Linked DNA regions of Homo sapiens: region 2 is linked to region 1. Evidence: chromatin loops called from intact Hi-C (ENCODE). Cell type or tissue: heart right ventricle. All regions are shown on one strand. Each heading gives the region's core, and the rest is flanking DNA. Links, peaks and the distances in the headings are about the cores only. Region 1 overlaps RGS6 (regulator of G protein signaling 6). Region 2 overlaps SIPA1L1 (signal induced proliferation associated 1 like 1).

What was found. Peaks named below come from ENCODE experiments on the same cell type or tissue, not always from the same donor. Only the 100,000 strongest peaks of a DNase experiment are listed, where the experiment ranks them.
Region 2: a loop joins it to region 1, with 8 times the contacts of the local background. A loop is called at or near these places in 7 of 110 quality-filtered maps.

The regions. Positions count from the first base shown.
Region 1 is chr14:72,285,974-72,298,653 of GRCh38, reverse strand. The region is part of intron 2 of RGS6 (regulator of G protein signaling 6); the gene reads right to left. Among named protein-coding and RNA genes, the nearest start is that of MIR7843, 220 kb to the left of the region's middle. In heart right ventricle, for the core only: CTCF peaks have their summits at 5,851 and 6,053 (motif pointing right); a DNase peak (open chromatin) is centred at 6,413; H3K4me3 peaks cover 508 bases; H3K27ac peaks cover 428 bases.
Region 2 is chr14:71,715,012-71,727,691 of GRCh38, reverse strand. It overlaps SIPA1L1 (signal induced proliferation associated 1 like 1), which reads right to left. Exons shown (of 24, transcript NM_001386936.1): 18 at 3,806-4,045; 19 at 2,857-3,022. Among named protein-coding and RNA genes, the nearest start is that of RGS6, 210 kb to the left of the region's middle. In heart right ventricle, for the core only: a CTCF peak has its summit at 6,540 (motif pointing left); a DNase peak (open chromatin) is centred at 6,492.

The DNA of each region.
Region 1 (12,680 bases), core at 2,312-10,311:
ACACGGTGAAACCCCGTCTCTACTAAAAATACAAAAAAATTAGCCGGATGTCATGGTGGGTGCCTGTAGTCCCAGCTACTCGGGAGGCTGAGGCAGGAGAATGGGGTGAACCCGGGAGGCGGAGCTTGCAGTGAGCTGAGATGGCACCATTGCACTCCAGCCTGGGCGACAGAGCGAGACTCTGTCTCAGAGGGGGGGAAAAAAAAAAAAAAAAAAAAAAAAGAACATTAATGACAATATCTCTCATTAACACAAACACAAAAATCATTAGCAAAACATTAAAAACTCAAATGTATCCACACATACATAATAATAATAATATATCACGGCCAAGTGAAGTTTAACCCTGGAATGAAAGGCTGTTTAACATCCTAAAATTAGTCAATATAATTCAACATATTAATAGATTAAAAGGAGAAAAACCAAATGGCCATCTAAATAGATGCAGAAAAAGCATTTTAAAAAGCATTCATAATAAAAACTCTCCATAAGAAAGAAAAAACTTCCCTCACTATAATACTCTAGTAAATTAAAATTTTATCCCACCATAATGTAGTTCTTGACCGATGTCAGCTATAAAATCATCTGCAAGACAGAACAGGAAATGACCAGTATGTAATATTAAGTAATATTTTACAAGGCTATAATTAATCAAAGATATAAATAAACTAAAACAAATTAGCAAACCTGGTAGATACATAAAATTCTATAATCTTCAAAAAAAAACCTTCTACATAAAGAATTCATCAATGTAACATGTTAAAATACTATTTAAAATAGCTTCCCAAAACAGAAAGTACTTAGGAATAATTTTAATGAAAGGTATGTGAGATATATACTGAAAACCTCAAAATACTGTTGAGAGAAATTAAAGAAGATCTAAATAAATAATATATACCGAGAATGATGATTTCCAATTTCATCCATGTCCCTGGAAATCATCATTCTCAGTAAACTATCGCAAGAACAAAAAACCAAACACCGTATATTCTCACTCATAGGTGGGAATTGAACAATGAGATCACCTGGACACATGAAGGGGAATACCACACTCTGGGGACTGTGGTGGGGTGGGGGGAGGGGGGAGGGATAGCATTGGGAGATATACCTAAGGCTAGATGACGAGTTAGTGGGTGCAGCGCACCAGCATGGCACATGTATACATATGTAACTAACCTGCACAATGTGCACATGTACCCTAAAACTTAAAGTATAAAAAAAAAATAATAATAATAATAATATATACCATGTTTAAGGATTAGAAAACTCAATATTCTTAAGATGTTGGTTCTTTTCAAGTTTATCTAATGACTTAATAGATCTCAATTAAAATTTCTGAAGACGTTTTGTAGAAATCGATAAGCTGATTCTAAAATTTATACAGAAATGCAAAGGACCTAGAATAGCCCAAACATTCTTGAAATAGAAGAACAAAGTTGAAGGACTTACTCTATCTAATTTCATGATTAACTATAAACATACAAATCAAGAGTGTGGTTTTAGTGAAATAAAATAGAAACAGAACAATGAAATAAAACTGAAAGCCCAAAAGTAGCCCTACATATATATGGCCAAATCAATTTCAACAAAGATATCAAAGCAATTCAATTGAAAAAGAAACATCTTTTCAAGAAATTGAGCTGGAATGACTAGATAGCCATGTGGAAAAAGAAAAGAACTTTGAATCTTACCACATATTGTATATAAAAATTAACTCAAGATGAATCATAGACATAAATGTATAACTTAAAAGTATAAATATTCTAGAAGAAAATATAAGATAAATCTTTGTGACTTTGAGGAAGGCAAGATTCCTTCAAACACAGAACGCAATAACCATAAGAGAAAAATATCCATAAATTTAACTGCAAAATTTAAAACTCATTATCAAAAGACAATCTCAATAAAATAAGCAAACTACAGATTGGGAGAAAATATTTCCCAGACCTGTATCTTACAAAGAACTCCTACAATTTAACAATAAAAAGACAACACAATTTTTTAAAGGGCAAACATCTGAATAGACATTTGACAAAAGATAGGTGAATAGCCAATAAGCACTTAGAAAAGGCAATCAACATTATTACAGAGAAATGCAAATTAAAACTACATGAGAAACACACCAAATAGAATAGCTGAAATTTTAAAGGCTGATAATATTAAGTGTTGGCAAGGATGTGGAACAATCAGAATGCTCATATATTGCATGGATGTGTAAAATGGATAATTGTGAAAACTCTGATAGTTTTTTTCTTAAAAGATATGCATCACTCTTATCACTCAGCAATTCTACTCCTAGGCATTTATCCTAGAGAAATGAGAATATATGTCCACAAAAAGCCTTGAACAAGGCTTTTCATGGCAGCTTTTAGACATTCCAAGTGTCCATAAACAGGAGAATGGATAAACTGGCATATTCATTCACACAATGGAACACTACTCAGGCATAAAAAGGAAAAAGGTATGGCCATATGCTGCAACATGGATAAATCTCAAAAATATTATGCTAAGTGAAACAAAGTAGACACAAAAGAGTACATATGGTATGATTCCATTTATACAAAGTCCTAGAATAGAACCAAGTGTGGTGATAGACATCACATCTGTGATTGCTTCTGGGTGGGAAAGATTTATTGGGAAGGGGAATAAGAGAACTTTCCCGCATGATGGAAATGTTGTTGATTTTGGTAGAGCTGTGGGTTACGTAAGTATAGTCAACACAGATCAAACTGTGTACTTAAAAGCTATGTATTTCACTGTATGTAAATGTACCTCAAAACAAACAAATAACTGAAACAAACTTCTATCCAGATCTTTAAATGCACAGCTGATGTGCTATTTCATTCACATGGTAACAAACGCTAATAGCAGTTTCCTTTGTGTAGTTATTTTTATTTACTCTCTTCCCACTGGCTGCTTAAATCCAATAGAATGTCAAATATTAATATTATATTAAGCCTTACAATTCTATATTACCCTATATAAAAACATCCTAAATATATATAAGCAACCAAAGACTTTCAGGTAGGGGAACTGAAAAGGAAAGGGTGTTTTATACCAACAAAACCTGGTAAAAAATGTTGTCACCTAAGATTATTTTATTTCATTTTGCCTCCGTTGTTTCATATCTCCCCTCTCTCTCTCCCTCCTATGCAGTGATGAGATCAGTGGCTCCAAACTGGGTCCTGGGGGAGTCTCAGCAGCTCTCTCTGGGCCAGCCGGATCTGGGGAGGGGGTTACTGAGGGCACTCCTTGTCTTTCCTCTCCAGCTGCACCAGAGCACTCTCCCTTTTTCACAGTTGCGTATACTGGAGTTCTAGATAAGATTTTATTTGAACAAAGGGTTCTTTTTTTTTTTTTTTTGAGACGGAGTCTCGCTCTGTCGCCCAGGCTGGAGTGCAGTGGCGGGATCTCGGCTCACTGCAAGCTCCGCCTCCCGGGTTCACGCCATTCTCCTGCCTCAGCCTCCCAAGTAGCTGGGACTACAGGCGCCCGCCACTACGCCCGGCTAATTTTTTGTATTTTTAGTAGAGACGGGGTTTCACCGTTTTAGCCGGGATGGTCTCGATCTCCTGACCTCGTGATCCGCCCGCCTCGGCCTCCCAAAGTGCTGGGATTACAGGCGTGAGCCACCGCGCCCGGCCTGAACAAAGGGTTCTGATGTTAAAATGCATGCAAAAGCATACCAAGTTTCCTCCTAATTTTATTATTCTACCATTCTAAGATGGAGAGTGGTGGCTGCTATGGTTTGGATATGTGTCCCCACCCAAATCTCATTTTAGTTGTAATCCCCCATGTTGGAGATAGGGCCTGGTAAGAGGTGATTGGATCATAGTGGTGGATCCTTCGTGAACGGTTTAGCACCACCCCTTTGGTGCTGTTCTCATGATAGAGTTCTCACGAGATCTGGTTCTTTAACAGTGTGTGATAGCTCCCCTCTCTCCCTCCCTCCTGCCCTGGCCATGTGAAGTGCTGCTCCTCCTTTCACCTTCAGCCACCATTCTAAGTTTTCCCAAGGCCTCCCCAGAAGCCAAGCAGATGCCACCATGCTTCCTGCACAGCCTCCAGCAACATGAGCCCAATTAAACCTCGTTTCTTTATAAATTACCCAGCATTAGGTATTTCTTTACAGCAATGTGAGAATGGACTCATACAGTGGCCTAAATCACATTTTTGGACAGAACAAACTTCATAAAGGGACTATGGCTTTGGTAATAATATCCAACAAGCCCCCTAACCAATAAACTCACCTTCTTTGGGGTTCCTCTTACCTGGGGCACTTTCCCAGTCTACATCTCTGTTGGAATTGCTCCCACCACCTACTCCCAGTCTGTAGATGTGGGCTAAGGCAGCCATGTTTGAACCATGTGGCTTTAGTCATTTCAATAACAGCCATTGGGATCAAAGGTAACCCTTATCCTAATACAGGAAAATCAGGTCCCTCTTCCTCCCACTTATGCAAACCATGTTAAGTACCCTAATCCATTAGGAAATGTGCTTATTCTGGTTGGAGACAGCCTGTGAACAAATGGTACCTCTGTCTGAATTACAAAAAGGACCTCTTGTGGTGGAAGGCGTGGAGAAGCAGAGCATGGGTTGTATTTCAGGTCCCACTTGCCCCCTTGGCTAGGCACTGTCACACAGGACACAGCCCGCATATCCATCAGCAGTACCCCTGCAATAGCTTAGCCCAGGGATTGGCAAACGAGGGTCTGTGGGCCAAATTCAGCCTGTCCCGTTTCCACAAGTAAGTTTACTAGAACAGAGCCATGCCCATTTGTTTACTATTATTTGTGGCTACTTTGGTGCTATAAGAGCAGAGTTGAATAGTTGCTACAGAGACTATACGGTTTGCAAAGCCTAAAATATTTATTAACTGGCCTTGGCTTAGCCCATGTCTGATATTCATTTTCTTCAGGTCCATACTCCAAAATAATGAAATGAGTCTACTGCTGAGTACAGAATATAGCACCAACTATTGGAGCTGAAAGGGTGCTACTGACTACTTGGTCGGCATTTGCTTTTAAATAAAATGCAATGCTGGATCCTATGGATTCTAAGAATATATGGATCCTATGGATTCTAAGAATATATGGAATTTTGTTTCTATTTAAGAGAAATGGATGGGGAGGAAGGAAGGAGGAGAGAGGAAGTGGGAAAGCGGAAAGGGGAGGGGGGAAGAGAGGGAGAGGGAGAGAGAAAACAAACACTAGCCCATCCGAAGAACTTTTCAAAACCTCACCCCATCACAATTTGAAGAACATCCTGCACCTCGAATTGTTCTACATTTTTTGCAAACAGACCTCATCTGTTGCTTTACTATTTTTCTGTGCTGTCTCAGCAATCTTCAACATGCAGAGGGACTATGAATAATAACTGGAGATGAAACACAATTATCTTGAACTTGTTACATGATAATGGCAAAGAATGAACCAAAATAGACAGATGGGAGGTTCTGACGGGAATACCCAGTAAGAACACCCCCTTGGATATAACTGGACGCAGATTTTTTGTTTAGAGTTTCTTTAAGAGGGGTCAAAGAAACTAACTAGCACAGAGTGATGTTTTGGCTTTTTTTGGTTTCTGTTTTGGCAGAGGAGCGGTTAGAAAGGGATGAAATTCTTAGATATGCAGAATAATCACAATACAAATATATCCAGGGAAAAGTCAGTAGCCTTCAGGGATGAGAAAGAGCCTCACATGTGAGATCAAGAGCTGTTGGAAAAGTGATGCGTTCAGAAAATGTAACATTGTTCTTAATCCATCAGCCCATGTCAAGGTCCCTGTGTCATCCATGCCAGGACAGCTCTGGGCCAGTTCAGGAGGTGGTGAGATTTCAATTCCTCATGCACCTTTACAAAGAAATCTCTCAAGAGGGCAAGAGGCCCTCCTTCCAGGGGATGCACTGGTCCACTTTTTATGCTCTTAAGAAACTATACATCAGTAACATCTTGCTTATGTGAAGAAAACTTTGGGTTCAGTTCATCTTGCAGAAAGAATTACTCAAGGAGAACAAGAGCAGGTCAGGCCTGCAGAACCCTGCAGTTTTGAAAATACCCAGTAGAGGGCATTGTTAAAACAGTCTGACGGGAAAATAGAAGTTTAACAGACTAGAGAAAAGAAAGGGTTGTTTTGTCATCAGGACCAACTCATTTCCCTCTAGTCTGCAGATATGAGTAATTCTAAGTCTATGGGATTTCTCAGCCGTTTTTAATTCCATCGTTCACTTGCCTTGGTTCGACCTGAATTTCTCCTGTCCAGCCAGAGTCTCCTCTGTCCTTGGCAGTGAGAGAAGCGACTGTCACTTCTGGCTGTGTGTGATCAGCGAAATGGAGCGTTGTGATACACCAGATACAGGTTCCAGCCACTGTGCCAGAAGAGAGGGGAGGAGAACAAACGACAGCTGGAGTTGACCATACAGGGGTGTCAAGTCTACGCTTGTGACTCAAACATGTAGCTTATTAAATAAAATGTTTGATGCCCTGGGAAAACCAGTACACTGGGGAAGGCAGGCTCTGCGGCTGTCAGTGTGAGAATTCTCCACCCGGGGCCTCTTCTGCTTAGGACAGTCTGGATCACACGGCTCCCTACCGTGTTACTGTGTTCATGTCTCTTAGGCTTGGCTTCCTCTGGAGTGTGCTGTGTGACGCCAGATTTTTAAACACGTATTGGCATGCACATATCTATCTGGACGTTTGTGTCCCACTATTTCAGGGTTAATAATGGGATGCACTTTGAGGCCTTATTTTGAAAAGGGACCAGCTCTAAAGGAGAAAAAGCATCTGTTCTTTCTTTTAGTAACTTTCTATTGCGCTCAGTACTTTGCCCAGTACACAAGTACGCTCGGTAACTATACTGACGTGCTCGGCCCTTTCTTTTTTTAAAAATTTGCTATTGTGATGTGATGAGGACCCTAAAAGAAAACCTTTCTTTGAGCATGATTTTAGCCAGGCTTGTCCTTTCCATCTTTAGAAATGCTACTCTGCTCTATCTTTCTAGGTATATCTTTCTAGCCCATCAGAAAGTCTGGCTTGCTGTTCTCAATTCAACAAACACTTTTCAACACTGGCTTTGTTCAAAGAACTTGATTAGGTACTGTGAGGTTACAGAGATGAATAAGACAGAGATCAAGCCCTTGAAGAGTTTAAATTCAGCAGGGAGTAAAGCCATATGGACTAGTGTAATAAAGAACAGAACAAAATATGTGCAGCAATGCTGTAGAGGACAAGCACTTCAGGAGTGTTAGGAAAAGAATAATGTAGTCTTCCTGGAGAGTGAAGGAGGTGGATTTGAACCCAGCCATGAAGAACTAATAGAATTTCCTTAGGTGGGAAAAGAAAAAGGACAGTCTGGTTGAAATGATGGCATGGGGATGCTGGGTATTTGAGGGACATATAACTATGGAGAGTGGCTTGCCTATGAAGCTCACGGAAGCAGATGGGGATGGAGACGGACGCAGAGAGGTCACCAAGGAGCTTGAATGCCATCTAAGGGCTTGAAGTTAATAGCCTAGGGAATGACGAGTTGAAACATCGGAGCCTGAGAGATCAAGCAGAAGGATCTAGGTATAGCCTGGCCCCAGGGATGTGGAGAGTGTGAACTGGAGCACAGGCAGGGAAAAGAGTGTAGAGTTGAGAGGCATGGTGATCATCTGGCGGGAGCAGAAGCCAGAGGGATACTCACTCCACCTGTTCTTCCAGAGCTTTGCCTCTTGAGAGTCTGGATCCCTAGATTCTGCATAGTGAGTGAAAGAACCTGCATTTCAAAGAACTCAGATTCAAACCTTGTTGCCCTTGGCACAGAGTTGACAGCTACAAACAATTCAACCCAGCCATGAAGGGTGTTGCTGGTGAGAGTAGCAGCTTTTAATTAATCCGTGTGAGGCTCTGCTAACATAGGTGCAAATTGAGCACTTCCTTTAAGAATCCCTAATGAGGACCAGTTTCTAATTAAGCGCATTTTCTTCCACTATATGCCTAGTTTCTTCCTTGCTTCTGCAGCAATAGAAGCCACACTGACTTATCAGCAACAGATGATTCTTGAAATCAATCCCCAAAAGTGTCAACTAGAAGAAGGGGGTCCCATGAAGCCAAGAACTTCTTAAAGTCCGAGACTCAATAAAGGGGTTTACTCACCAAGGACCCATTTCGAGGGACTTCCAAAATACCTTAAATGGAAGCTGTGGAGAGGAAGGAAGCTGAGGAAGGAAGAGGGCTGGCAGAAGGTCAGAAGAAAAACTGCCATCTGCTAGGTGTGAAGCTATCGAAAACATGCCGGGAAGTCTTTTGAGAGGAGGGAGGGCAGAATGCAAAGTGCCTGAAAAACCTGTGACCTAGCAAAGGTGGACCAGGGAGGTGATATGAAAATGGGAAGGATGTCAACCTCTTGAGAATGAGCCCAAACACTGAATAGGGTTTATGCAGCATACTGGGTGTAACGCTTGAACTCGGAGATCAGTCCAGTCCTAAGGGCCTTTATGTGCTGCAGAATTCTTTGCGATAAAATCTCGATTTCTTTATTTTATGAGAGATTGATCGTCCTAGGATTTCTCTATTCTGTTTTTCTTATTTATGATTCACCATGCCAAAATGAACTTTTCATTCTCTTTTGAATGGAAAGTTCTATCTGTCTTGATAGTGAAGAATAAACACATTTTAAATGCCAATTTTCTTCATGCTTAATTTTTTCTAATCCAATCTGAGAAGTGACAGGGAAAACAACAGTTCTGACAAGGAGAGACCAATAACTTTCAGCAAATCCATTAATTAGGGTCATGTTTACACTTCTTGACATTGACTAAACATCTGCCTAGATTTTCTTAGTTTATAAAGTCATAACCACCTGTCCACATGAGATAATGTACTCTATTTAAGTTTTGTAAGTATGTGAGAACTGTGGGCTTCTATCTTCTGTGGGAAGAGAGATTTAGCTCTATAAAGAATGCTGGATGTAGAGTCAGAAGACCTGGGCTGAATTTCACCTTTGACATTTGATAGCAGAGAGGTATCGGGCAGGTAACCTGTGTTTCAGCATTTGAAAAAGGTAGTAGTAACTACCTCCCAGCGTGAACATGAGGTTCTATGATAATAGGCATTGAGTAATTCAACAATAATGTCCTGAGGAACTTTTGCTAAGAGCAGGGGTGGGGAATGCCACTTAGCTGTGTTGCTCAGGAAGCAGCGTGGCTTTCGTGATTCTGTGAAATGGGCAATTCATGGACACAGATTGGGTTCCAAGCAATAAGGGGCTCATCCTGACAATAAGCTTTCAATACCACAGGAAAACGGGGAGGGGGAGAGAGAGTGAGAGAGAGAGAGAGAGAGAAAGAAAGAAAATAAGAATGAATGAATGAATGCTAACTTTGTAGGGAGAACATGGGAGACAAAGAAAATAGAGAGGGAGAGCATGCAGGTTAGGAGATACGGCCTCAGCTACCACTTTTCAGTAAGTAACCAGACAGTAAAGGAAATACAAAGATGAGGATCTACCGTGGACTATTTCCTGAGCTGCTGATTAAGGGTTAATACCATTTCATAGGTAGGGAAAGTTCAAAGACTGTTATCAGAAACTATATCATCCTTTCTAGTTTATTGTAGACATGTTGTATATGCATTGTTAGTAATTCTCATTTCTAAATTTGGGTTTCGTGGCTCTGCAGAGCCCTTTGCCATCTTCTATGCCATTTCAAGGACTCCCCTTGGTACTGGCATTTATAAACATCCAGGCCAAGTGAACCTTACCTAAGTCTTAGAATCAAGGTTCAGGTACTCAGAGTGAGCAGGAAAACTGTTGCCCTTTAAAAAATCTACATAAGATGTTTCTGACAGGGTGAGAAATTCATGACAAGATCATGCCAACGCACCTCCTTCAAGGGGACAGCTCTCTGGAGGACAATCTTCCTCATGCTTCTTAGACCTCTGAGCCTTCTAATGTGCCCGGCCTTCTTTCCCCTAAGCCTCACTCCTCAATTCATTCTCTAAATCTCATTGGCCCTCAATGTTCACTGTCACCCACCATTCCATACTAGGCTTGCCCCTACTGGTCAACATACATCTAGTTTCCCCAGAATGTGACTTTGACCTCCCTCCAGCCTGTGCTATCATCTTTCCTCTTTAACCTGGCAAACTCTGACAGACTACTTAGCTTATTCTTCTTCCATCCCAGTCAAACCAATGCAGCCTTCTTCCCTGCTACCTGTGGGGGTAGCCCCCTAGCCAAACTGTCCTAGTATTGAGGGCTGCACCTGGTCAAATGTAAAGTTTCCAGCACTGGATCCCTTCCATTCAGTAGTATTATGGAGTAAATTTCAGTATTATGGTGATATTCCAGAAGCCATTCCACCAGGATAATTAGAAGAGTCTTAAAAGTAAGAACTGAGTTTTCTAGTACCTTTTGAGGGACAATTCTTGACTTACTAAATTACCTATATACAATATTTCCATTATGGATTCACTGGCAAATTCTACCAAATATTTTTTTAAAACACCAATCCTTCCCAAAGTCTTAAAAAAATAACTGAAGGAGAGAAAGCACTTCCAAACTCATTTTATAAGGCCAGTATTACCTTGACACCAAAGTCAAAACAAAGACACTACAAGAAAAGAAAACTATAGGCGAATATCCCTGATGAACATAGATGTAAAAAGTCTCACCTATCTAGAAAACAGAATTCCATAGCACATTAAAAGTACCATACACCATGACCAAGTGGGATTTATTTCTGGGATCTGATGATAGTTTGACATATGCAAATCAATTGATATAATATACATTAACAGAATGAAGGACAAAAATCACACAATCATCTCAATAGATGCAGAGAAAGCATCTGACCTTCCAAGATAAAACTCTCAACAAACTAGGTATAGAAGGAATTTACCTCAATATAAAAAAGTTGGCTGGGCGTGGTGGCTCATGCCTGTAATCCCAACACTTTGGGAGGCCAAGGCGGGCAGATCACCTGAGGTCGGGAGTTTGAGACCAGCCTGGCCAACATGGTGAAACTCCGTCTCTACTAAAAATACAAAAAATTAGCCAGGCATGGTGGCACATGCCTATAGTCCCAGCTACTTGGGAGGCTGAGGCAGGAGAATCACTTGAACTGGGGAGGCGGAGGCTGCAGTAAGTCTAGATCACGCCACTGCACTCCAGCCTGGGTGACAGAGTGAGACTCTGTCTCAAAAAAATAAATAAAAATAAAAAAGGTCACATATGACAATCCCGCAGTTAACATTATACTAACGAAAAATAAAAGCTTTTCTTCTAAGATCAAGAATAAGATAATGATGCCCACTGTCACCACTTACTTTCAACATACTACTGAAAGTCCTAATCCGAGCAATTAGGCAAGAAAAAGAAATCCAAACAGGAAAGAAAGAAGTAAGAATATCTCTGTTTGCAGATGACATGATATTATATGCAGTAAACCCTAAAGACTCAACACAAAAACTGTTAGAACTAATAAATAAATTCAGTGAAATATCAGGAAACAAAATCAACATACAAAAATTAGTTGCATTTCCCTGTACTAAGACTGAACTATCTGAAAAGGAAATTAAGAAAACAATCCTGGTCAGGTGTGGTAGTTTGCACCTGGGAGGCCAGCACTTTGGGAGGCCAAGGTGGGTGGATCACCTGAGGTCAGGAGTTTGAGACCAGCCTGGCCAACATGGTGAAACCCCGTCTCTACTAAAAACACAAAAATTAGGCAAGTGTGGTGGCACATGCCTATAATCCCAGCTACTTGGGAGGCTGAGGCAGAAGAATTGCTTGAACCTGAGAGGTGGAGATTGCAGTGAGCCGAGATTGTGCCACTGCACTCCAGCCTGGGCAACAGAGTGAAAGAAGGGAGGGAAGGGGAGGGGAGGGGAGGGGTCCTATTTCCAATAGCAGCAAAAAGAATAAAATACCTAGGATAAACTTAACCAAGAAGGTTTAAGATTATTCACTGAAACTGAGGCAACATCAATGAAATAAATTAAAGAAAACATAAAAAATGGAAAGATACCCTGTGTTTGTGGACTAGAAGACAATATTGCTAAAATATCTATACTACCCAAAGTGATCTACAGGCTCCATGCTTTCCCCATCAAAATCCCAAGGGCATTTTTTACAGAAATAGAAAAAAAAAATACTAAAATTCTCATGGAACCACAAAAGACCCCAAAAAGCCAAAGCAATCTTGAGAAAGAAGAACAAAAATGGATGCATCACACTTCCTGATTTCAAAATATATAACGAACCTAGAGTAATCAAAATAGTATGTTACTGGCGTAAAGACAGACATATAGATCAATGGAACAGAAGAGACAGTGGAGCAATAAATTCATGCATATACAGTCAACTGATCTTCAACAAGCGTGCCAAGAATATACAATGGAGAAAGGTTAGTCCCTTGATAAATTATGCTGCAAAAAATGAATACTTATATGCAAAAGAATGAAATTGAATGCTTACTTTATACCATATAAAAATCAACTCAAAGTAAGTTAAAGACTTAAATGTAAGACCTGAAACTATAAAATTCCTAGAATAAAACATGGGGCAAAACTTTATGATATTGGTCTCTGCAATGATTTCTTGGATGTGACACCAAAAACATAGGCAACAAAAGCAAAAATAGGCAAGTGGGACTACATCAAATTAAAAAGCTCTGTGCAGCAAAGGAAACAATCAACAGA
Region 2 (12,680 bases), core at 3,018-11,017, 570 kb after region 1:
AAGAATCGCAGTGGAGTGGGATGGCACTGGAAGTGGGATCACACCTGGAAGGGATTTCAGAGGACATTCGAGAAGGGGGCTGGTTCTAACTTGTGCTCCAAGGAGGCCCTAAGGGTTCCTTATAGCACCACTGCTACGGAGAGGTTCAAGTGGGACCCAGGAGTCCAGACCATCCCATCCCTCCCATAAGAGAAACTCTACTGTCTGAATTCTATATAATGGGGTTCCATGTGTGATTTAAAAAAAAAAAAAAAAGGCTTCCTGAGCTTTAAGACTGGTTGGGCACCACTGATCTCCTCTGGTCCTCTATCTCACAGTTGAGGAATGGGGCCTGGAGAGGTGGCGTTTTGTTTCATGCCAGTCTCCTGTTCTCTCATTCTTTTCAGTGCCCCTGGCTATTAGTGACATGTGTCACCTGCACTCACAAGAAACTCTTCCTAAATACTGGAGCCACACGAAGCCACCTCCTTTGGTATATACCTGAGAGCACTGGCACTACTGTCTGTTCACTTGTCAGACTGTATGCCACCCTTGGGGAAAATAACGTTATCCTATCTCTGCTTGCCAGTGAGGTTTCTTAGAGTGCTGTAGCTCTGCCACTGTTCTTGAGGTCCTTGCTCTGCTGACAAATGAGCCTGGGAGTGACCCTGCCACTCAATATTAACAAAAACTCATAGGTAGCACTGGCTATCCAGGAAAATCAATGTGGCACATGAGTGGCTTTGGAGTGTCACAGCCCAAAGCTGGCCATGACACCTAGTATCCTGAAGCCTGAGGCAGTGACTCAGAGCCTTGAGCCAGGAGTGGCCTGGAAGACCTCTCAAGGGCATGCCAGCCTTACTGACACAGCAGAGCCTCCATCATTCAGATGACGACTCTCAGAAGACAAAGGGAGCTACTAAGCTGAACTCATCTGAAACTAAACCTGCTCAAATAAGATGAAACTGGAGAGAGAAAACCTGGGCCTATTCCCAGTTCCTGCTTACAGCCTTCTCACTGTGATGGTTTAGCCAGCAGAAGCACTTTCTTCGCGGAGTCTCACAGTAATACAGTCACAACATAAAGAAAGCACACTCCTGTTTCAAATAGGAATGCTAAAGTAATTCATTTTGGAAATAAAAGCCAAGACCTGGAATAAGGACAAAATCAGACATTTGCCTTCAATTATTTCTACTGCATAAGTAAATCAAAAGAATGAAGGCTCTGAGCTTGCCTCTTGCCAAAAATGTTAAACTAGGAGTTGGAAGAAAAACTCCCTTCAGGGCAGGTTTTATTTCCCTTTAACCTCAAAGGAAAAATCTGAAATAATTTTTATTTTGAACTGGTACTTGAACATTTTAATATACCTCTTTGGGTTTTGATGGATAAAGAAAGAAGTTTCAAGCACTGTCTTTCGCAAGGTTGCTAAGGAAACCATTTGTGCCCTGAATGATGAGTCAGAACTGTTAAGTGCTGGCTTATGAGACGGAAATTACAGAAATCAAGAATGGCTACATCTGTACAATGATTTATTAACATAAATCATGTTAACAAATCATTTATTTCTCGACAAAACTCTAAAGTGGTCCTTGGGGGTACATTCAGTTCCTATGAATGTTGATTTTTTAGGTTTAGGGGGTTTATCTGGCCTATCTGGGGAGATGCATGCACACGCACACACACGCTAGCATGGTGCTAGGGAAGCCTGAGGGCGGCAGCCCCACACAGCTGCTCCACCCGCCATGCCTCTTGCACTCTGATCACAGTCTGAAGCTGGTGTGTGGTTTAGGAAATATTCTAGCTTCCATTTCAATCAATTCAATTCTCAAGGTTCTTCTTAAAGCTTTCTAGTCTCTTCAAATAGACTACAAATCATCCACCTAAGAACCTAGAGAACAGAAGACTTCAAAGTTTGCAGCCATGACCTTTCTGGGGGTGCACTCCCTTCTCCTAGGAGACCCAGAAGACCTCAGACAGAAATACCTATACTCAGAGTGACGTAACTTCAGGCCCAGCTCAATAAACACCCATTCCAATCCCCGGGGGCGTGAGACTCCACACTTTATAGAACAAGAAAGGAGAGAGCCTTAAGTGAGTTTCCAAAGGTCTTACAAGCTGAGACGAGTACACAAACCTTTCCATGTGGTCACATAAAGGTCTGGACAACACAAAAACGTACACACTGGACAGGTATTCAGGACTTGGTGCAGAGAGACTGGGTTTTAGAGAAGACATTTACAGTCTGGAATTCTGAGCATAAAATAGAAGGCTTTATGAAGTCAAGAGAGTTTGGAAAGTTCTGAAGGTGTGTGGGTAGACTTAGATTGCTGGATTGAAGCAGCAGCTGTACATTTACTTTTGGGGGTGTGGCAATGAGAGCGACTGTCTATCAGGCAGTTTCTCTGAGTGAAGAGAATACCATATATGGCCAGTAGGTTTGCCAGACAGGGTCAGGAGCAAATGGGGCCATTTCTGAGAAGACGAGGACCCTCTGGACAGAAGACAGTAAAACCCTTATGGAAAACGTTCTAGCTTTCCATAGGAGCCACAGGTGTCTCTGCACAGTTTCCAAGAAGTCATATCACCTAAGTGATGTTCAGGGAATCATGCACTCTGAGCAGGACACAGCAGAAGAATAAACAGCTGTAGGGGTAGGACCAGGTAATAGAAACCATGACTAATGAGATGTGGCTGCAGGGACAGAGCACTGTCAAACACTGTGGACCAGTTATCAGGGAAATGGGATGATAGCAGGAAGTGAGACTTAGTGAAGAGCAGCCAGTAACCAACACTTTCTGGAAAGTGTGACTATGGTTAATAGCCCCATCATGTCTGGCTTGTTTCTAATTGCCATCTACCCTGAGCTCTGTCTTGTACCTTAAAACTCTTCTGTGATTCAGGAGTTGGGCTTTCAAGATCAATTAGTTTCTTTAGATCTTCTTCAATGGTGGACTTGGAGGTTGGCTTAGGAGATGCCCGGAGGTCTCTGGTTGAGGCACGCAGCCTGGTGTGGGCTATTTCATTGCCATCGCTCTGATGACGCCTGGACAAAAAAGGGAAGAGATGATAGATACCAACTCAACAAGGCTGGCTCAAGGGCATGATGGGCTCTAAAGGATGTAAGTCAATATAAGTCAATAGAGAAATATTATGTGGAGAAACAGATAATTACTTCTGTTTATATGCGAATCTACTCATATAAACGCTTACTGAAGAAACAAAACCAATTTGAAACACAAAATAAAATCTGATGAATAAGTCACTCTTTTAAATAAAGCTATTAGTTTTACTAAGCCAAAATTAGCAACAGATTTACTAAACGACCACAGGGTATACATCCAAAATGCAACCTTTGCACAAACGAAAACAAAATAATTGAATGAATCATTTAATTTTTTGATGTACTACCTTGTCAAAAAGTCCTTTATTTTCAGGGGTACTCACTCACTTTGTAATATTCCCTCTGGTGCCTACTGGCCTAGTTAAGAATTACACAGGAAGGCTGTGATTAATATAATCAAAGGGACTAGTATGGTCTTAGCACCAGAGGGGCAATTATTCTGAAGTGTATCCTTCAAACACACTCTTTTCAAGATCTAAGATTCTCAAATCCTAACATTTTGCAATAAATCTTATTTAAGGAATGAGGCAGAGAAATAATTTAAGAAAATATTACTTAGGAAAAAAAATCATAATCCCACCAACAGACCAACTCCTGCCAACCCCCTAGCCCGGCCTCTTTTGTTGTAAGAGATCACGCCAAGCTTTTCTATTCTCTGTCCTGTTAAAAGCAAGCCACCAGCAAGGGAAGGAAAGTAACTCTTACTTTCTCGTGTCCATAAATCCCACGGAGTTTATGGTTCCTTCGGGTTTTTTCCATCCAATCAGGTACTTGCTAGTAGCGCCCTGGCGAGGGTAAAAACTCCTAGGACCAGAGGAGGAGGAGGAAGAGGAGGAGAAGGATGGTGCGAGCTGTGAGGGGGCAGCTGGATGAAGCTCTTCTTTAGGTGAACTCCGGGCACTGGTGAAAACCACTGGGCTGGCAGAGTGTCGGGAGCTCATGGTACTGAGGAGAAGCAGGGCAAAGACATGTGTATCTCAGGATCATTATGTCAGCTATAAAAGTGCTGTCCGGGGTACGGGTGATGGCTGGGTTGAACAACAGTGAATTTTTCATGAACTATTAACAGCGATGCCTGGCTGGCCTTCCTGGCTTTCTCATCATAATTTAAATGTCTGCTCTCAAAGTGACAGATGACCACTAGGGCTTAGTCTGCACTTTAAAAAGTAAAAATACTTAAGACTGTCAGGGACACTTTCAACTTTTTTCACTTTTTTCACATTGGCACCACTGACGTTTGTCACGGAAGTCTGGCAGTGGCAAGAGACAGAAGAAAGAGAAGTAAAAGGTCTACCGTCTCCATGCCTCTGTCTTGCTTTCCTCACAACTAGGGATTGTGGTGATGCTCTCTGGGACCAAGCTGAGGAGGGGAGAGGAGACTCAAGCAGGGCTATGGCTCTTCAGACTCACATCCAAGGCCAAGGGGCACAGTGAGTGCTCCTTCCCCATGGCAGCTGGCATTCCTATTGGCTCTGGAAGCTGCTGGTCGATGTATTTCAAACATCGGTTAAAGATTACAAAACTAGGGCAACATTGGTTAAAGATTACAAAACTAGGGCTGGGCGGGGTGGCTTACGCCTGTAATCCCAGCACTTTGGGAGGCTGAGGCTGGTGGATCATCTGAGGTCATGAGTTCGAAACCAGCCTGACCAACATGGCGAAACCCTGTCTCTACTAAAAATACAAGAATTAGCTGGGCATGGTGGTGTGTGCCTGTAATCCCAACTACTTGGGAGGCTGAGGCAAGAGAATCGCTTGAACCCGGGAGGCAGAAGTTGTGGTGAGCCAAGATCACGCCACTGCACTCCAGCCTAGGTGACAGAGTGAGACTCCATCTCAAAAATAAAAAAGATTATACAACTAAAGTCTGCATGACTAAAGAGTCCAAAACTCTGGGGTTTCAAGAGTTCCAGAGCAGAAAAAGGCAAGATTTTCAAAATAAGGGATGAGAGTTTTAGTTGACTAAAACTCATGTTAAAAGTGGAAGGCCTTTAACTGTAGGATTTTCATACTTCCTGCCCAGTGGTCTCACAGGACCACACTATTTGAGCCTTTCTGAGTTCTCCAGCATGGGGTGAGACCAAAGATGGCTGACTCTTGCTACAACAGACTTTCAGTTATTTTTACTTGAGGTTTAATTAACAGTATGTGGTCCCAAAGCGTTCCTCGATGGCACTTTCATTTGTCAAAAATGAATCGTCCTGACCTAAATAAAGTACAGACTCTAGTTAATAATACTGTATCAATATTGACTTGGGGAGGAAGATAACTGAATAGAACCCTCTAACAACTGTGCCTCCACAGGAACACCAAATTGAACAACTATCCACACAAAAAAGCACCTTCATAAGAATCCAAAATCAGGTGAGTGATCACAATACCTGCTTGTCACATCATATCAAGGGGAAAGAACCACTGAAGAGGGTGGGAAAGATGGTCCTGCATCGCCTATGCTCCCTCCCCCACCCCTGGCACAGCAGCTTGGAGAGAGAATCTGTGCACGTCAGAGAGGGAGAGGGTGTGGGACTTTGCATTGGAACTCACTGCTGGCCTGTTACAGCAGAGCACAACACTGAGCAGAATTCTGCTGGCACCCACGGACAGAGCATTTAGACCAGCTCTGGGCCAGAGGGGAATTCTCAGCCAGAGTGGGAGGAAGCTGAGTCCCAGCTGGTTCTGCCACCAGCTGACCAAGGTGGCCTGGGGCCCTGAATACATATGAGTGGCAGTCAGGCCACAGGGACTGCAGTCCTTGAACAAGCCCCAGAGCTGCACTGGTTTAAGAAGAAGTGGACTTGGGGTGCACATGACCCCATGTGACACCAGCCATGGTGGCCAAGGGAATGCCTACACCACCAGTCCTCCAACTCCAGGCAGGGAAGTTTGGGGAGAGGCTCCTTCCACTTAGGGAAAGGAAAGGAAAGACTACAGAGGGCTTTGTCTTACAACCTGAGTAGCAGCTCATCCACAGGAAAATAAAGCAGGTGGAATCCTGAAGCCCTCGATTCCAGAACTTTGCTCCTGAGTGGCGTTCCAGACCCACCCAGGGCCAGAAGAGAGTCTGCTGCCCTGAAGCGAAAAGCCCAGACCCAGCAGGATTCACCACCTGCTGACTAACCAGCCCCTGGGCCTTGAGTAATCATTGGTGGTAGCCAGACAGCAGTCACCACGGGCCTTGGGTGGGACCCCGTACCGTGCTATCTTCAGGTCTGACCCTGTGCAGTGCCAGCTGTGGTGGCCATGGGAGTGCTTGAATCACCTTCCCCAACTCTAGGCAACCCAGCACAGAGAGAGACTCCTGAGAGGGAAGAGAGAGAGAGAGACATTGCCTAGCAACCCAGAGAATTCTCCCTTATCCTGTCCAAGCCCATCAAAGCAGTGCTTCTTGGAGTTGGTGAGTCAAAGCGTTCCTGGACTTAGGGTGCCCCCTAGTGCTGATACATCTACAGTGACCACAAACTAAGATCACAACAGTCCCATTTGAATACACGGAAAGCCTTTTCCAGAAGGACGGGTACAAACAAGCCCAGGCTGCCAAGATTGGAATAAATACCTAACTCTTCAATGCTCAGACACTGATGAATGTACACAGGCATCAAGAACATCCAGGAAGACATAACCTCATCAAATGAACCAAATAAGGCATCAGTGACCAATCCCAGAGTGACACAGAATTCAGACAGAGAATTCAAAATACCTGTCCTCGAGCAAGTTCAATAAACTTCAAGATATCACATAGAAGGAATTCTGAATTCTATCAAAAATTTAACAAAGAGATCAAAGAGATTGAAATAGTAATTTAAAAATCAAGCAGAATTTCTGGAGTTGAAAAATTCAATTGACAAAGTGAAAAATGTATCAGTTTCTCAACAGCGGAATTGATCAAGCAGAAGGAAGAACTAGTGAGCTCAAGACAGGCTACATGAAAATACACAGTCACAGTAGAAAAAAGAAAAAAGAATAAGAATGAAACATGCCTACAAGAGCTAGAAAATAGCCTCAAAAGGGTAAATTTGTTTTTCTTTTTTTTTTAGACAGTCTCCACCCAGGTTGGAGTGCAGTGGCACTATCTTGGCTCACTGCAACCTCTGCTCCCAGGTTTTCTACTTCAGCCTCCTAAGTAGCTGTGATTACAGGCACCCGCCACCATGCCCAGCTAATTTTTGTATTTTTAGTAGAGACAGAATTTCACGATGTTGGCCAGGATGGTCTCAAACTCCTGACCTCAAGTGATCTGCCAGCCTTGGCCTCCCAAAGTGCTAGGATTACAGGCATGAGCCACCATGCCTGTCCTGTCAAAAGGGTAAATCTAAGAATTATTGGCCCTAAAGAGGATGTAGCGAGAGAAGGAGATCGGGGCACAAAGTTTATTCAAAAGAATAATGAACATTTCCAAACCTGGAGAAAGATATAAATATCCAGGTACAAGAAGGTCACAGAACTCCAAAAAGATCCCACCCAAATAAGACTACTTCAAGGCATATATTAATCAAACTCTCAAAGGTCAAGGATAAAGAAAGGATATCTGAAAGTAGCAAGAAAAAAGAAGCAAATAAAATAAAAGGGAGCTCCAATACATCTGGCAGCAAACTTCCTGGTGGAAACCTTACAGGCCCACAGAGTGGGGGATAACATATTTACAGTGCTGAAGGAATATTGATTCTCAAGCTATAATAAATGTACTACACTAATGTAAGATGATGCCAACACGGGAAACTTGGTGAGGGGTGTATGGGAACTCTATCTTTGCAACTTTTCGGTAAATTTGAAGCTATTTTGATATTAAAAAGTCCCACAATAGGCCAGGTGCAGTGTCTCATGTCTGTAATCCCAGCACTTTGGGGGCCAAGGCAGGCAGATCACCTGAGGTCAGGAATTTGAGACCAGCCTGGCCAACATGATGAAACCCTGTCTCTACTAAAAACACAAAAATAGCTGGGTGTGGTGGTGCACACCTGTAGTCCCAGCTACTTGGGAGGCTAAGCCCAGAGAACTGTTTGAACCTGGGAGGTGGAAGTTGCAGTGAGCCTAGGTCAATAAACACTGGTGCTCAACATCATCGGTTACTAGGAAAATGTAAATTAAAACCACAATGAAGGACCATTACACACCTACCAGAATGGTTACATTAAAAGACTTATAATATCAAGTGCTGGCAAGGATGCGAAGCACTAGAGCTCTCATACACTGCTGGTGGGAGTGCTACTTGTTATGACCACTTCGGAAAACTAGTTCAGAGACCCTACTAAGTTGAACATATGTATATTCTTGACATGGATATTGCATTCCCAGAAACTCAAAAGAAACATATATGTATGTGTACAAAAGGACATGTACAGGAATTCTTAATATTGGCTGGGTGCAGTGGCTCACACCTGTAATGCCAGCATTTTGGGAGGCTGAGACGGGCAGATTACTTGAGCTCAGGAGTTTGAGACCAGCCTGGGCAATATGGCGAACCCTGTTTCCATAAAAAATAAAAAAAATTAGCCAGGTGTGGTGGCATGTGCCTGTAGACCCAGCTACTTGGGGGGCTGAGGTGGGAGGATTGCTTGAGCTCAGGAAGTTGAGGCTGCAGTGAGCCAAGTTCACACCACTATACTCCAGCCTGGGTGACAAAATGAGACTCTATCTCAAAAAAATAAAAAGAAGAGGAAAAAAAAAAGCAAAGATTCTGAATATCCAAAATTGGAAACAATCCAAATGTTCATCAACAGTATAGTGGACAAATGAGCTGCTATATTCTCACACTGTAACTATAACATAGCCATGGAGAAAAGCTAATGTTACCTGCAACACATGGATAAATCTTAGCAACATAATGTTGACTTAAAGACACAGGGCACAAATTAATGCAGATAGTATGATTCTATTTATATTATATAAAGTCCCAAAACAGACAAAATAAGGCTATTATTTTCTTAATTTTTGTTTTTGCTTTTGAGACAGGGTCTTGCTCCATTGCTCAGGCTAGAGTGCAGTGGTGCAATCATAGCTCACTATAGCCTCAGCCTCCTGGGCTTAAGCGATCCTTCCACCTTAGCCCCCCAAGTAGCCAGGACTACAAGTGCTCACTGCCACACCTGGCTTTCACATGTATTCTTAAAAGGATAACTGGTTAAATAAGATCAACCCCGATCCTTGGTTTTATCTATGAACACAATGGGCTGACACTAGCTCCCAGGTGTGAAATGCCAGTGCACTTCTTTTCACTAGTGGTTCTAATTGAGACAGCCCCATTTAATTGATTAGATTTAGGCACAAAGGTTATGAGAGAAACAAATGAACAATTCACTGGTATGGCTTTCTTCTTTAATGCACACAACTCACAGCATGAAGCTGTGCACTTCAGTACACAGGGCCTCTAATTCAGTGGGCCTGTGAGCGTCACCTGGGAGCTCTTCTAAAGCATACTTTCTTGTGTCCCAATCCTAGATATTTAATTTAGTAAAGGAGGAATGATGCCTGGAAGATTAGGTAAAATGTCCTCCAAGTGTTCACACCAACTGAGGCCTACTGCTCACTCTCATCCAGTTGAATTACACACATTGTTATGACGGTCAAAATCCAGTTCCATATTGTCTAGGTGAAGAAGGTGAAGTCGCGGCAGCAGTGTTTCTCAAGCCACAGAACATGGCCACCTGTAGGTACTGATGTAACTGGGGAATCCTGGGCTTGTGTTAGATCTTCCAGAGCCCCAGAAATCTGTATTTTAACACACTTCCAAAGTATTCTCATGTTTTTTTGGGTTGAAGAAATACTGCATTAGCCCCTCAACTCCTCCCACTCTAAAATGAGTCTGTCTCTGGGCACAGCTGTGGGTGGGCTCCTTGCAGCTGACCAACCCACTGGCCTGAGACTGCGTCAAGGGATGTGCACCCATACACTTCACCTAAGAATCTCTGAAGTAGATTAAATTACAATACAACTACCATGAAGCTATCAGCTTCATAATTTTTAAGGGGAGCTGTGTGGCTGGGCTCTTTCATTATCCTGGAAATTTCATGTTAATTTAATAGGCTGCAATTTCATTTTACTCACAGAGAGTTAAATCTTGTCATAGGAATTACGTAAGAAGGGAATGAACCAATAATATCTAACAAAAGGAAAAGAGCATTAGATGTAACAGGAAATAATAACTGCAATATGTTACTTTTCTCAATGTATAAGAAGTGAGTTTAACTGAGTATGGCCAAATTGGAATCACTAGAAATTTACTCAAGTTGTCTCTAAATTCTACATGAAGAAACTACTAACTTTAATTTTTCTATAAGCTATAGGGCATTTCTCCTTTCCTAAAAAGGAACAACCTTAGATTCTGTCTGGTCATGTCAGGATATTAATTTTGAAAAGGAAGAGAGGATACACAAGTACATGATACCCCATATAAAAGAGGTCGGGCGCAGTGGCTCACACCTGTAATCCCAGCACTTTGGGAGGCCGAGGTGGGTGGATCATGAGGTCAGGAAATTGAGACCATCCTGGCCAACAAGGTAAAACCCCGTCTCTACTAAAATACAAGAAATTAGCCGGGCGTGAAGGCATGCACCTGTAGTCCCAGCTACTCGGGAGGCTGAGGCAAGGGAATCACTTGAACCTGGGCGGCAGAGGTTGCAGTGAGCCAAGATCGTGCTACTGCACTCCAGCCTGGCAAGAGAGCCAGACTGTTTCAAAAAGAAGAGAGGTAGTGAGGTCACCGAGGATCTGGGACAGCCTGAATCTGTCCAAACTTCTCATCTTGACCTGATGCTCAAATGAAACCATGGATCACGTGTACAGCAACCTGGTGATTTTACATTCCCAGCTGTGGCGAAGCTTTATAGGAGGGGATGCTAGATGACCAATCTGCAAAAAAGATGCTACTCTCAGCGGGTGCTGCTTTAAGGAGGACCTACATCTATTTGCTGACTTTGCCAAGCGATGAGCCACACAGGATTGGGAAGCCTGAATGTCATCAGTCAAGGCCCAGAGTGCTGAACCTATGAGGCCTGGGGAGACCACTGTGAATTCCTGCATCGTCACTGAGATCATCATATCCTGTGAAAAACATCTGCCAGCCACTGTCTGTGTTGTAGAAAGCTGCTGATGGGAAAACTTGGAGTCATCTACTATTTAGGAATGGCAAGGGGGTTTTAGACAAGCTTGGCCTGCTAAAGATGGTATTTTCAGGAAGCAGAGAGAAGCAATTAGTCACCTGTCAAATGGCTGTGGCAAAATCTGGGCAATGGCTGAATGCTGGTCTAATACCAAGGAGAGGAGAGCTGATCGGGTTTCCTGTGATTGCTTGTACAAATAACAAGCCTTTGGGTGACAGATAATGTGGAGGATAATGATTAAGGAGGACTCCTCCCACTGTGTTCAGCACTAGCCAGTTCTGTACTCTATCCAATAGAGTACCGTACGGAACACAATTTAGAAGACACTAATTCCAAAGGACTGGGGGAAAACAAGTGAAGTAGGGATGATTAAGTTGACAAAGAAGATATCCAAGTGACTGCAGTAAAGAAAAATTGTCCATCTATAAAAGGCAGAAATTTAACAGTATAAGGGCATATTAATACATACAGCATAGGGAAATGAGTGGCCAGCTATATGCAGCAGTAGAAGCCTCAGGGATCACCGTGGACCACAAGCTGAAAAGCCTGTAACGCTAAGCTATTTAATAAGGGGCTAACAAGATATCTATGAACATTATCATTTTATTGGGCATAGCTGAGAAGAGTGTCATGTCCAAGTTTTGCATCTAAAAAGGATAAAGAAAACAAAGCCAGATGCTTGAGAAGAGAAAATATGATTATAGGATGAAACACACAAAGTGTAGTTATAAGAGCTGTGGGAGATACCTGCTTGTTAAAAGAAAAGTCACTAGAAAATTGTTAAGGCAGGTGATGAAGAGCTTACAAAAGGAAATGACAAAAAACCTTTGGTCTTAAAATGACATTTACAGTTTGCAATACATTTGATAATCTTTTTTATTTTCAACAGACATGTAAAAACAGCCATTTAGTAGGTGGAACAGGATTTTGGTTTGGTGGTACTAGGCTATGCTAATGTGTATGACATGGCACATTACCAGCTGCAGGCTTTATCCATTAGCCACTGAGTTTCTGACCTGCTGTCTATTGTGTAGAATCTGAACAAGCTGACTGCTGAAATGCAGTTTGCTGGCCAGTGAACTGAAAGATGCAATAGTAAGCCATCTTCATTTGTCACCATGTGCTTGTATCTGTTTAATTTGTGCACCTTAAAATCCTATGGTGTATTCCATGGCCAATATGCCATCTCCTAGATTACAGATGAGGGACAAGCCAGGTGAAATGGTACAACTGGCCACAGGCCACATAGCTGACCAATGGTAGAACTGAGACTTGAACCAGGGTCTCAGGCTCCAAATCTATTTTCCTTATGTTCCTCTCCCAACTTGCCTGGGGGTAGAGAGCTATACCAAATTTTCCTTCTTTCTTTTTTTGCAAATGACCACGTTATAGTCAATAATCTATATCCAATAACTAGGTTAAGGCAAGCAGGGCCAACACATGTTCTCAGAATCTTAGATGTCAAAAATCTTCATGTTTAGAAA